Regions from separate parts of the Homo sapiens genome. Here region 2 is linked to region 1. A link is a contact called in ENCODE Hi-C or POLR2A ChIA-PET data. All regions are on one chromosome and are shown on one strand. The core of a region is the stretch at or near the end of the contact, and the rest is flanking DNA. Distances in the headings are between cores, read along the strand shown. Region 1 has its middle 240 kb from the start of SLC24A2. Region 2 has its middle 92 kb from the start of MIR4473.

Evidence for each region. Hi-C counts contacts between places; a loop is a spot of excess contacts on that map. ChIA-PET counts read pairs that join two places held with the same protein, here RNA polymerase II (POLR2A).
Region 2: a loop to region 1 is called in a map of A673, with 5 times the contacts of the local background. The contact joins two enhancer-like sites. A Hi-C loop is called at or near these places in 1 of 168 maps with a recorded cell type or tissue (A673). POLR2A ChIA-PET finds 5 or more read pairs at or near these places in 1 of 52 experiments (activated naive CD4-positive, alpha-beta T cell).

Annotation. Positions count from the first base shown.
Region 1 is chr9:20,025,421-20,032,225 of GRCh38, reverse strand. It overlaps a transcript of SLC24A2 not described here. Among named protein-coding and RNA genes, the nearest start is that of SLC24A2, 240 kb to the right of the region's middle. Within about 2 kb of position 3,370, at least 2 of the 41 ENCODE cell types and tissues checked have a DNase peak (open chromatin) inside an H3K27ac peak, as active enhancers do.
Region 2 is chr9:20,315,940-20,322,603 of GRCh38, reverse strand. No RefSeq gene overlaps it. Among named protein-coding and RNA genes, the nearest start is that of MIR4473, 92 kb to the left of the region's middle. Within about 2 kb of position 2,828, at least 5 of the 41 ENCODE cell types and tissues checked have a DNase peak (open chromatin) inside an H3K27ac peak, as active enhancers do.

The sequences.
Region 1 (6,805 bases), core at 2,121-4,620:
ATCTCCCATTTGAAAGAGACAAGAGCATTTCCTGGCCTCAATTCCCACCCAAAGCTTTAATCGGTTAAAAAGGTCCAGGGTAACAAAAACTGAAGAACCTGATAAGATAGAAGGCTGTTCAAGGTATAGATCAGGCCTTAGGAAATACATAGGAGCCCATCAGACTAGACGCATAGTCAGAGTCCCTTGGGGCAGTCACGAGCTTGAAACGCAGACACTGACTCATAAGATCTGAATTGTGTCCCTCTCAACTCTAGGTTCTCTGATATCATATTGATATTTTGATATCGGTGATTATGGGAGTATTTACACAATTAGAATTGGTGCACACTACAAATCTGGGCTTTTTCTTTCTTTCTCTCGTGCTGTTGTTAAACATTTACCAGCCCACCAACGCCCCTACAGCAACAGAGGTGACTTGTAGCTGAGTCCTAGGTTGTCTGGATACAAGTGCCAAAATCCTAGAGTCAGGATTGGGGCTGACCAGCAGCCTGGAGTTCTATCCCTGGGGACCTGGGAATGGAATGATGTATATGGAGGCTGTGTTCTATAACAAGTTTTGTAGTGACACCTTTTACAGCTCATCTCAGTGAACCCTCACATAACTCTGTGATAGACATTGGTGTTATTCCTAGTGATCTTTTGATTTTTTTAAAAAAGTACATCCTTCTCTCACAATTATGGTCCACTAAATTTAAACTTATTTATAATCCATTCATTGGTGGCTTACTCTTTAATTTATAAAAATTTAATTCTTAGCATTTCAATGCACCATGAGATTTTTCTCTACTTTTAAAGTGTGTGTGTGCACATATGCGCACACACACACTTTATAAGTACAGAAAAAAATTATATATATATATATATATATATAAAGTGTGTGTACATATATATGGGCACACACACACTTTAAAAGAGAAATATATTTTATATATGTGTATATATATATATGCGCACACACACATTTTATAAGTAGAGAAATAACACACACACACAGGGTGTGTGTGTATGTGCAAAGTAAAGCAATTCTCTTCACCTACACATATATGTATGTGTATGTGAATATATATGTGTGTGTATACATATATATGTGTGTATGTGAATATATATGTGTGTGTATACATATATATCTATATCCATATCTCTCTCTATATTCTAAATATTGAAAGCAGAGTGGCATTATCACAGCATACATGATGTCTTTGGACGGGCCAAGGAATAAAGAAGCAGTCTAGCAAATCTTTTCCTCACCAAAAGGGTTTCTTTCCTCCAATAGGAAGTGCCAGTGACCATGTGAGGTGAGAGTAGGGTGGGGGTGAGCAGCGGGTGGAGTCATCACTTAGCTACATAGAATGACATATTAAGGGATACTACATTTGCAACTTCCTCATCTCTCTCCACTCTCCTGGTAGTTTCCTAAGAGGACTCATTTCACTAAATAGTTACTAATAGTTTTCTTATCTGTAAAACTGTGATTATGGTTATACCCACTTCATAACTGCCTTATATAAGCAAATTAAATGAGGTAGTATTTACAGAACTCTTACAACAGCACCTGGCACATACTGAAAAGTCTGTAAGTGATGCTGCAGTAGTGGAGAAAGACATGGAGCCAGAAAGGGTGGGGTTTGTCCAGAAAGTTGTGAGTATAGTCCCAGAAGATCATAGGCATACAGGAAATGTGATGAGTGACCAGATGACTGGCTCACCGTATTGGTGCAGCCAGTCAGTCCCCTTCCTCCTCATAGTATGGCACTTGGAGCCTTTCTGTGTGGTGCAATTGCACTTTCACACTGCCTTTCTGCATGGTTGTACAGGAGGAGCTCGGTTACCGTAGCAGCTCTCTCCAGACCTCAGATATGACTTCCCCTTCAGTATACCCTTTAGGTAGCGATTTATCTAAAACACCCAGGTGATCACAGAACTGCTCTCCTGAAACCCTTCAAGGTTCCCCATAACTTTCAGAAATAATTTCAAATGTGATAGAACAATTTAAAAGTATCTTCACATCTGGCCTCTGCTCCATTGCCAAGTCACTCAATGTCCTGCCTCCTCCCTCCAGTCCTGGGGAACCAGTGCAGGGGCTCAGTCCTGCCTGTGGTGCTGTATGCCTTTGCATATGCTGCTCTCTAGGTCTAAAATGTGCTCTCCAGAGAGCTCCTATTAAACTTTCTAATGCGGTAAACTTTTCTACTCCATCAAAGTTCACCTCCAATGTCACCTATTTTGTGATGCCATTTCAAAAAACCCTCAAGTTTAGTACAGGCCCATTTTCTATGCTGCCACAGCACCCTTTGTGCAACACTAACATGGGGCTTGTCACACCATAATATAACTGCTTGTTTCACCTGGTTCCTCCACCACACACACATACATGCATACACACACATACACACACACAGACACACACACACTTACCCATATCCCAGGAACTCTAGCTAGTATCAGGGTTAAAGCTCATATTGCCTGAGTTCAAATGCTGCTTCTAACATGGAATCCCATTTCCACCTTTGTAAAATGGAACTCATAAACATAACCATTTCTTGGGTTGTTGTGAGGGTTAAATGCAATAATCTATGTAGTATCTCAAAAACTGCCTGACATTTCACAAGTATAGGTGTGTTTGACTATGGTTGTTTTCCATTGAGATCAGGCAGTATCCAACCTTTGGATCAGTACTGTGGGGTGAGAATATCACAGCCCAACAGAGACCCATAAGAGCATGGATGCTGCAGTCAGATGGACTGAGGTTGGAACTGTGGTGTTTCTAAAAATTCTTTATGAAGAGTTCTTACCTCACATGGTTGTTGTGATAGTAAATGAAGTAAAGCAATTCACCTTGCCCATGAAAATCCTTTTAAAACATTAGGTGTCATTATTAGAGAGCACCTACTGAAAGTTGGAAATTAATGATGAGCATGCCAAGGGTGACACACAGCTCTCCTGCCACTTACTGCCTGGGACGTGGAAGGCTGCTGTCCCCCAGCCAGGCATGGACTCACGGGCTGTATCATAACCACAGTGCTCAGCTGTGTAGACCATGCTGGTTTGGCCCCTTTGCCTTCCAAATAGCTTTGGTGACGAAGATGTAGCTGTGGTCACAGTTGCACCTCAAGCCCCTACACTAAATCACAGTGAGTGAGAAATTGCTGGGAAGTGGGAGGAAGGGTGATGGAGGGTGTGTGTAGTCTGGCTTGAGAGGTTCACCCAAACTTTCAAGTAGCCTCCACAATAAATCCAGGACTGTCGCTTGGTGATTAGTTAGAGGAAACAGAAACGGCTGGACAAAGCCAGGAAATGACCTTAGAGACTAAACACGGTGTATTTTATTTTAGGGCTTTTTCTCACTTAGAAGTACTGCCAGGTTGTTTAAAGAGAATGAGTGTTATCAGGGAAGGATTTGGGGGATCTGCCAGGCTTTTGACAACATGTGGTAAAAGATTTACAAAGCCCGGAATCAAAGGAGGAGGACAGACAGGGGGATGTGTACTCAAGAGATGCCGCAGGTGGGCCTGAGATTGACAAAAATTTTTATTGCCCTTTGGGGAGCTTTCTAGTAAGCCTGATGGGCTCTGCAAGGCGGGGGCAGAAGCCCGAGCAGAATGGCACGTTTCTATGGAAGGCGGAAGAAGTGAGGGCAGGGTGGGGAGCCATTTGGGTCCTTTGGAACCCATGGATGTCAATTAGGGAAGGGAGTGGCAGGGTGAGAGCAGGCAGGACTGATGAGACTTTGGGCACTTTCCTGCCCCCATTTTTAGACAGATGGAAATTTAGGAGGTGTTTGAGCAAAAAATAAATAGCCTGAACAATGTAAAACTATTCACAGGAAATGAGGAGGAAGGAAGGTTAAAAGTATTGAACCCCTCTTATGCAGCAGAGTGCTGGCTGAACCATCAGTGCTAATGCATTACCATCCTTAATGTAACAGAGGAGACAAGCAAAGCTTAGGCTGGTAAAATCCCCTTGTGTGTTGCAGGTGGGGGAAATGAGGGCTGTACCCCAAAGTCTATCAAACCCCAAAGCCTTCTATGATGTTACCTTGGAAGGGATGGGCAGGTAGAATTGAATACCAGCTGGCAGGAATCCCTTCTTTTCTGCTTCCTTAAGCAACTGCTTTGCTACTCATCATTACAATGGTATCAGAGTCCAAAATGTATTCCAGGGGTCTCCCCTGCACAGCTTCCCTGCACACCATGGATGGTTCTGGCTTCCTAAACATGAGATCATTCACATTCTCTTATTTAACGACAACCAACTGCAGGCTTCTTTACTTATTGTATCACTGAATTGGCCTAAAGCCCATTTAAAAAAAAATTGACATTGTATGTTTTTATCATGTAAAGCATTATGTTTTGAAGTATATATACATTGAGTAGTGGTTATATCAAACCAATCAACAAATATATTACCTCACATAGTTATCATTTCTGTGGTGAGAGCATATTTTCAAGAATACCATATATTGTCATTATCTGTAGTCACTTTGCTATGAAATAGATCTTAAAATTTATCCCTCCTGTCTAATTGAATTCATATATCCCTTGACAAACACCTCCCCATCCCTCCTTCCCTTCAAAAACCTCAGCCTCTAATAACCACCATTCTGCTCTCTACTTCTATGAGATCAACATTTTTAGATTTCACATGAGGAAGATCATGCAGTATTTATCTTTCTGGATTTGGCTTATTTTACTTAACGTAATGTCCTCTACGTTCATCAATATTGTCACAAACAGCAGGATTTCATTCCTTTTTGTGGTTAAATAGTATTTCATTGTGTATATAGGCCACATTTTCTTTATCCACTCATCTGTTGATTGACACTAAGATTGATTTCATATTTTGGCTATTGTGAATAATGCTGCAGTAAACATGGGAATGTAGATATCTTTTTGACGTAGTGATTGCATTTCCTTTAAATGTATACATAGTAGTGGGATTGCTGGATCATATGGTAGTTCTATTTTTAATATTGGGGAAACTTCCCTACTGTTTTCCATAATAGCTGTACTAATTTACATTCCCACCAAGAGTGTACAAGGGTTCTCTTTTCTCCATGCTATCTTTGTCCTTTTGATAATAGTCATTGTAACTGGGATGAGATAATAGCTCATTGCGGTTCTGATTTGCATTTCTCTGATGATTAGTGATCTTTGAGCACTTTTTTAATATACATGTTGGCCATATGTATGTCTTCTTTTGAGAAATTTGTATTCAGATATTTTGCATGTTTTTAACTTATTTTTTTCTACTATATAGTTGTTTGAATTCCTTATATATTTTGGACATCAACCCTTGGTCAGATGGATAGTTTGCAAATATTTTCTCTCATTCTGCAAATTGTGTCCTCTGTTGATTGTTTGTTTGCTGTGCAGAAGCTTTTTAGGTTGACATAATCCCATTTGTCTGTTTTTTGCTTTTGTTGCCTGTGCTTTTAAGGTCTTATCCAAAAAGTCATTGCCCAGACCAATGTCACGGAGCTTTTCCCCTATGTTTTCTTCTAATAGTTTCATAGTTTCAGATCTTACATTTAAGTCTTTCATTCATTTTGAGATTTTTTTTAATATGTTAAGAATAAGATAAGTCTGATTTCATTATTCGGCATGTGGACATCCAGTTTTACCAACATCATTTATTGAAGAGGCTGTCCTGTCCCTATTGTGTGTTCTTCAAGGCCTGTTTATTTTTAATGATGCCATTAACTGGGGCACGCAATGGAGTAATTCTGAGGCCATTTATTTCCTCTCTTAAAGAGAATCTGCAAATGGTCCTAGGGATTTTTTAAATGTGATAAAATAATAGCTAATAATAGCTCCAATTTATAGAGTGCTTACTATGTGCTAGGCACTGTGGGAAGCATTTTATGATCATTGTCTTATTTAATTGCAGACTGATGGCATGCAGACAAATCTGGCCTGTAGGCTGGAACTGTGTTTTCAAAAGATAAATTTGAATGACTTTAAATGGGGCCTGTGCTATCCAGTTTTCTACAATCAGCACCATTCCCTATTTTTTTTACCACCTTAATTCATTTAATTATAATCAGGCCCCTGTAGACAGTTGCATTTTTAACTTCTGTCTTAAAACAGCCTGATAGAATAGATCTTAAAGAATCCCCATCCTATTGCTGAGGTAAAGAAAAAATATGCAATTTGACCAATGCCACCTAGTTAGGAAGTAGCAGATTAGGATTTGAAACAAGTTCTTCTGACTAGAGAACAAGCTTTTAATCAATACATAATATTCCTTACTATCATGGTGATGTTTCCACAGGATGGCACAGTGTCTTTTATTAGGGGCAAGAGAAATTGTCCTGAATAATTCTTTAATAGCAGTGATGCATCTTCTACCTCTCTTCTCTCTCCCTACTCCTCTGTTCACTGAGCAGATGTCTATAAAAACTGTTGGCAAGCAGATGTTGTCACTCTCATCTCCACCTCTCTTATAGATGTCATTTCCACTTTTCCATACCAGCCAAAGGTTATGATCTCACCTGGAATTCAAATTCCAGGTCACTTGGTCGTTCCAGGTCATTGGGAGATGACTTGGAAGAGTTCTATAGCAGAACCTTTTTAAGAACTGGAATTAGTGGCATTCATCTTCATAGCTCCTCTCCTAGCACAGAGATAGCTGGTACGTGGTAACTGATTAATAAGTGTGGGCAATCATCATTCTTATGGTCATAACTATTATTATTATTACTACCAGGGAGCAGGTAATAATGTTCACCCAAATACCTAAAACCACCACCTGAAGGGTGATATTTACCTTTTATTTTATATTTTTCCTGATTAATTTGTAGCTT
Region 2 (6,664 bases), core at 1,579-4,078, 290 kb before region 1:
TGGCTCCATTATCAGTGTGCTACATCAATGTCCAGTTTTTTGAAATCCCAGTACCTGATGCCGAGTGAATATACAGTCATGTTGGTTGAATTGAGCTAAAGTCCATTCCCCCCTCCAAGTTGCTCCTCACACAGAACCAAACTCTAGCCACACAGACACCCAATGAGCTGAGGGCAGGGCACCCCAGGAATGAAGGTCATGGCCCTGTGGCAACCTCACTGGATATGCAAGGTGGAAACTGGCTTTCTGCTGGTGCATAAGCCATTCCCTGCCTTCCCGTCAAACAGCCCAGCTCTAAATCTACATTTCCCACTACCGGAACTTCTTTTTTGGGTACTACGACTGTATCTCAGAGCAAAGATCTAGGCATGGCTCTCCCATTCCTACTAATTTTAAGCACTGACATCTGCTTTGGGACCCACACACCTGGCTCTAAGCAATACTACATCCCCACTCCACAGCTGTGGTTCCCCACATGGCCCCGCCATCCCTGTGGAATACAAAAATTACCTTGACAGAGCACTTGTTTGCATTATCCCCCTGGAAAACAGGGTGCATTATTCACCCATATATTTTGGTGAAGAAAAGCAGCTGTTTTCAGCTAACTAGTCGTTCTCAGCCCTGGCTGCACCCATGCCTATAGACCACACCCCTTCCCACAACCTTTTGTGGCAACCTCAGCTTAAGCTTTTGTCACTGTCTTGAAATCACATGACTAGTGTTTTTTCTTTTCTTTTTTTTTTCTATTTCCGGTAGGATCATTAGCTCATACAAGTCATCAGGGAAGGACTCATCCAGCTCCCATCTCTTTCTGTGGAGCAGCATAATGACTGTGTGCACGCATTGCAGGGAGCCTCAGGCACTCAGACCTACAGGGGACTGGTGTGAAGCTCCTCATTTCAAATGCTCCGCTCTATTGCTCTATCTGAACATGAGGACCTTCTCTTGGCAGCTTAGATCCTCTGTTACAGCAAAGGATTGGCTCCAACCAATGGGAGCCAGTTGCTGGTGGAAAATATGATTACCAACACAGAGGCAGCTGCTGTTGCTCTTTGTTTTTCTAACTTTCAAAAGTGTGGAACGGTAGTTAAAGCCCCCAACAATCTTACTCCTTTCTATCCCATTTCATTTCACCGAGGGTTCAAGGTAGCTGCACTCCAAGTAACATCTTCAATGATCATATTCAAAGCATGATGTCACACAGGGATAAGAGTAGCAATTTTTTTTTGAATCAATATGTAAACCTGACTCCTTCATTCAGGGTTACAGCTCTCCAGTGTTTTGGCCTCTCATCACATGGCTCTGATGTGTGGATCTTTTGTATAGAACCTCTTGGCTGGTGAAAGTCTGAACTGAAAAGGCACCAGTATCTGTTAAGACAATCCTGTTAGCCTGTTATTACCTGCCAATTACATTGTTCCTTGTTTAGAAATCCAGTTGAAAGAGGCACGCTAAGAACTCCATCAGAAGTAGCTGGTGTGGATTTTTGTAAGTATGGGTAGAGAATCTGCCTACGGCAAGTAACACCAGTGCTGGCATGCCCAGAAAATTCCAGCTGGAGGTGGGAGTAAGTGGCACTTGGCAAAGTTGCCCTCTTGACCTACTTGTTTAATTTGGATGGAAAAATGTGTTTTGTTTATGTATTTTTTTCAGGAAGCCATTATGGTGAGTCTTTCCAATATAATTTCCACTGAGACCTCTCTTATTCAGCTCAATTTTCTCTTGGGCTGAGGCTGACAGAGACATGGTTGGTGGGAGAATCTGTCACCCTGTGGAGCTGAACAGTCTTCAAGATAAAGCTGCCTGCTGGCCTTTCACTCCCAAATTGCCTGAAACCTGGTCACGTCCCAGCCAATGTCCTCTGCCTTTTGATGAGCTCCACTGTGAGGGGAGAACTAGAAACTGTGAGGAGTGGGTAGACTTTTTCCTACTGCGCAGTGAGATGGGAATTTGGTTACATTAAAAAATACATCTGTATTCCTTTTATCATGCAGATGAAGTAAAAAGGAGTATATAAAATAAATTTATAGTTTTGCATTTAAAAGAGACACAGACAGAGAGAGAAAGAGACATCTTTGGCCTTTGTTATTTGTTTGACATCTGCAGTCCTGCTGGACCACTAGCTTGGTGAGGGCAGCTGGCAGGCAAGCCTGTGTGCTGTTGTAGCCAAGCCCCTAGCACAGCTCATAGTAGGGGCTCAGTAAATGTTGAATTAATAATTAATCTCCATATCAAATTTCCTCTTTGTCCGCAGTCATGAAATTCATACGTGTCTTAAGTTTCAAAGCACTGAGTGAATATAGCTTGCCCTAAAGCAAACAAACAAAAATAGCATTGCTTGGAAAGATCTCGTTTAGCACCTTAGTTACCACAAGTGCTCATTAGGGCTTTCTTTTTCTCTTGAAGGTGTACATTTGGCTGAGCGTGTGTAAGTGGGTTATGTGACTAGCCAAATGCCTTCTCTCTTCTGTACTTGAAGCCCTGCTCTCCCAAGCTGAAGAGTAGATGACTACAGGGAAAATGTGACTCATAGCAAGTGTTGTTATTAAATCACCTTGAAGTGTCTCTTGTAAAAGATAACTCCCTGCATTGTAGAAATGTCTTTGACAAGAGAGGATTAGGGTGAAACTGCAATTACCTTGACATAAAGGAATGAATTAACTTTCCAACTTGCATTTTTGCAAGGCATAGATTCAAGCTGCTTGGAATATAAACATTGAACACATTCACAATAGCTTGGGGCACTTGAAAATTCTAAAGATGGGCAAGGAGCCCCAAGATGCTAGGCAACTTCAGAGGTATTTCTCACCACAGAGGGAGTGCCTGTCTGGACAGAAACCGCCAGTGCAGTTGTGCAGTGTCTGCTCATGTGTCAGCAGGGTTTAGGGGACCGTCAGGACGAATGCCTCCTGGAGCTGATGCCTGCAGGGTCTGCCCGGAGGAAACAGAGAAATGCTCTTCCAAGATTTGACTTCCAAAACTACCCATTCACTCGACTCAGGAAATATTGACCGAGCACTTACTATGCGTTGGGGCGTTGGGCCGTGAGTTCAGGCAGTCTTGGCTGTCAGGGACTTGGAAAAGTCACACGTTAAACAAATCGTGTGGGCATGAACCTCAGTCAACAATTCATGTGCAAAAATACACACTTTTGTTTGTTTTCTTTAAGTCAAAGCTGACTCTAAGCTCTCATCCTGCCAGGGCAGCAGGAAATTCCAACTCCTAGTTTTGCACCAGAAGCCCAGGGCCTTCACGAGGATTCTGAAAACACAGGAAGGGCCTCTGGTTTCTGGTCCATCATAGCTGCTGCCAACATCTCTATTTTACCTCAGTCTCCAGATGGGCAAGCAGGCCAAGATGTGAGGCAGCTCAGTGTGTTCTGCTGTGTCAGTGTGACCTGTGGGTATATGAATGTCCACCTGAGCTGGAAAGTCCATGACAAGGCCCTGGCGTCCTCAGGTGCACGCCTTGGCCATCTCTCTGAGGAATATTCACAGCTCCCTAGGCACACTTCTGTCGGAGACACAGGCAGGCTCTAACCAGGGAGGGGAGGGGGTGGTCTGCAGAATAGGGCCTGAGCCACCCTTGGATGATAGGGGAGTAGGTACTCTTGTCCAACTTCTAATAGGAGACTGGGCACTTAATTGTCCAATTTCTTTCCTCTATCATCTGTCATATTCTTAACAGCAGCCATGTCAACATATGACTTAAAATTGTTAAAAAGCCCAGCATGTTGGGAGGCCAAGGTGGGAGGATCTCTGGAGGCCAGGAGTTTGAGGCTGTAGTGAGCCATGATTGTGTCCCTGTATTCCAGTCTGGGTGACAGAGGAAGACACCAACTCAAAACAAAAAATTGTTTAAAAGGCTGAATTTTTAGTAAATGTATTCAGGGGAAAAGTATTCCACTAACACTTGGTTACATTTCAGTCTGGTCTCTGCTAAGCTCAGCATCTGTCTACCGTCATCCACCTTGAGAATTTCTCTCCTCTCTTCCTGTCATCGAAGGAAGGGCTCTCACCCTTTGCTTTGCCTGCAAAGGACTGGGTGTTTTACATGAAGAACAATGTCTTCCTTCAGCTTCCACTTTCTCTCTGGAAAAATCCCTGCAGCAAAGGAATGCAAAGCCAGGCACCTGGTAGAAATGAAGAAATGGAACCACAGAACACCCATGAATGAATGGTTCAGCAGACTGTCCCACCAGGCCCCAAATCACAAAGCGCATGAGGATAATGAAAGAGGAATTGCCTGCAGCCAAGGGGCACATGGTGGGCTGGTCTGAGGGGCCAGAGAAGGCCTCCTGGAAAACGTGTTGACTAGGATAAGGTCTCGAGGATGAAAAAGAAGTTCACCAGGGAAGCAGGGTTAGGATGTTTACAGGGCCAGGTCACAGAGGGAGAGGGGCAGTCAGAGAGGGAGCAGGTATGGCCTGAGATCTGAGCAAAAGCCCAAAGGGCAAGAGAGGAAATATCGATGGTGACCCAGTGGTTGTTGAGTCTGTCCTTGTCCACTGGGTCCCTTACAGGAGGGCTTTCCCTCATGTGGTTTGTTTGTATGGGGCCTGTGTATTTAGGGACAGCACAGATAGAGGCAAGAAGGAATCAGAATGGAACCTACAAACGTGGAGGGGAAGGAGCCACAGCCCCTAGAGCCACCACATGTGCAGACCCAAGTTGGAATGGATCTCGGAGCTGGCGCTCTGGAGTGAGCTACTGACACTCTCACAGTCTCGGCATCTCTGTAAGATTAGAACAGTAATTCTCACATCCTAAGTTGTGAGACTTTAAAGACTCATGCACAGTGGATATTAGGCCAGGCCTGGGCTGCTTGCCCTCAGCTCTATTCTCTCCCAATCCTTGCTCTCTCTGTGTGTCAGGAGGCCATCCCTGCAATCTCCGGTGTCAGCCAGATCTCTGGCCTGTTGAGGCCTTGGCAGGAGATTGGAGGGTGGGAGGATGAAAGAAGCCCAGGTATTTCTATCCTCTTTCTCTCCTCCTGCCTGGCTCCAATTTCCTCCTGACAGAGCTGCCATGGTCCTCATTTCCACTTAGTAGGTGACCCAGGCCCCAAGTCTTGCCTAACCCTGACATTCAATTTGTCTGTGCAGTTGAGGCATGGCAGCAGCTTTCTGCTCTTGCTAATCTCTGGGTTGTATGCTGCCTCCTCTTTGGCTTCTCAGCCTCCCTATCACCTGTTACCTCTTCTCTGCACCAAATCCCCTCTGCTTTAAACTCTCAGCATGATTTCTGTTTTCCTGGATGAATGATAAGCGTCACAGTGAGTAGCAGTAGTTCCTCTTCCCTGTGACCACTGCTGTGAGTTGAGTTGTGTCCTCCAAAAAATACTGAAGTCCTAACACCTGGTGCCTGTGAGTGTGACCTTTTTGGGAGTTAGATCTTTGCAGATGTAATCAAGTTAAGATAAGGTCATTAAGGTGGGCCCTAATCCAATGACGGAATCCTTAGAAGAAAAGGGAAATTTAGACACAGGAGAGCACCCATGGGAAGACAGAGACACACAGGGAGATCCCCATTTGATGACACAGACAAAAGTTGTCACAATGCAGCTGCAAGCCAAGGAATGCCAAGAATTGATGGCCACCACCAGGAGCCAGGTAGAGGCAAGGAAGGATCCTCCCCTTTGGGTTTCAGAGAGCATGTCCCGTGTGGCACTGATTTCAGACTTCTTGCCTCTAAAACTGTGAGACAATACATTTCTATTATTAATATTTTAAGCCATCTACCTTGTGGCATTTTGTTATGTCAGTCCGAGAAAACTGCCATGGTTTCGACGTGGGTTGCCCCCACCAAAATTCATGTTGACATTTGATTCCCCTGATGGCAGCGTTGGGAGGAGAGGCCTAGAGGGAGGCGTTTGGGTCCTGGAGTAACGCTGCTATCACCTCTCTCACTATGCAGGGAATAGTTCCAGAGAGAGCGATTGTTATAGGTGAGCCCAGCCCCTCTTGCCTGCCTCTTTGTGTGTGACCACTGGCCTTTCTGCTTTTCCACTGAAAGTGAAGCAGCCCATGGCCCTCGCCAGAGCTCAGCAGATGTCAGTGCCATGCTGTCGGACTTTCCCGCTAACAGAACTGTGAACTAAATAAACCTCTTTCTTGTATAAATTACCCAGTCTCAGGAATTCTGTTATGGCAACACCGAATGGATGAAGGCAGAAACGAATGCAACAGCCATGGCAGATTATCTGGGGGAGCCTCTTACATCCAGCTCTCCCTCCCCTCCTCTCCACTACCACTTTGTGCTGCCCTAAGTACTCTGGTCACCCACATGTAATAGACATCCTCTCCCCTGCACATGGCTTTGCTTTGGGGAGAGGTATGGAAGCTGATCTCAAGCTTGATAGCGGTTGCTTTGGCCTCACCTTTATTCTTCTGTTACAATCAATAGGAGGTTGAGATTTACCATGTTTTCAGTGTCTGTATAGGTTTTGATGTTTTAATTGCAAAACAAAACAAAACAAAAAACTGACAACCTAGAAACCAGTCAACTTGGCTTAAAGAAACGAAAAAAAAAAAAAAAGAAAAAGGGCATAAATTCTAAGAACCCAGAAACATCTTACAAAATATAAAGGCACTAATGTAACTGTGCCTGTGGAGGGGATTAGAGCCAGAAACTGGAAGCCTTCTGTGACTCATTCTTCTCTTTTT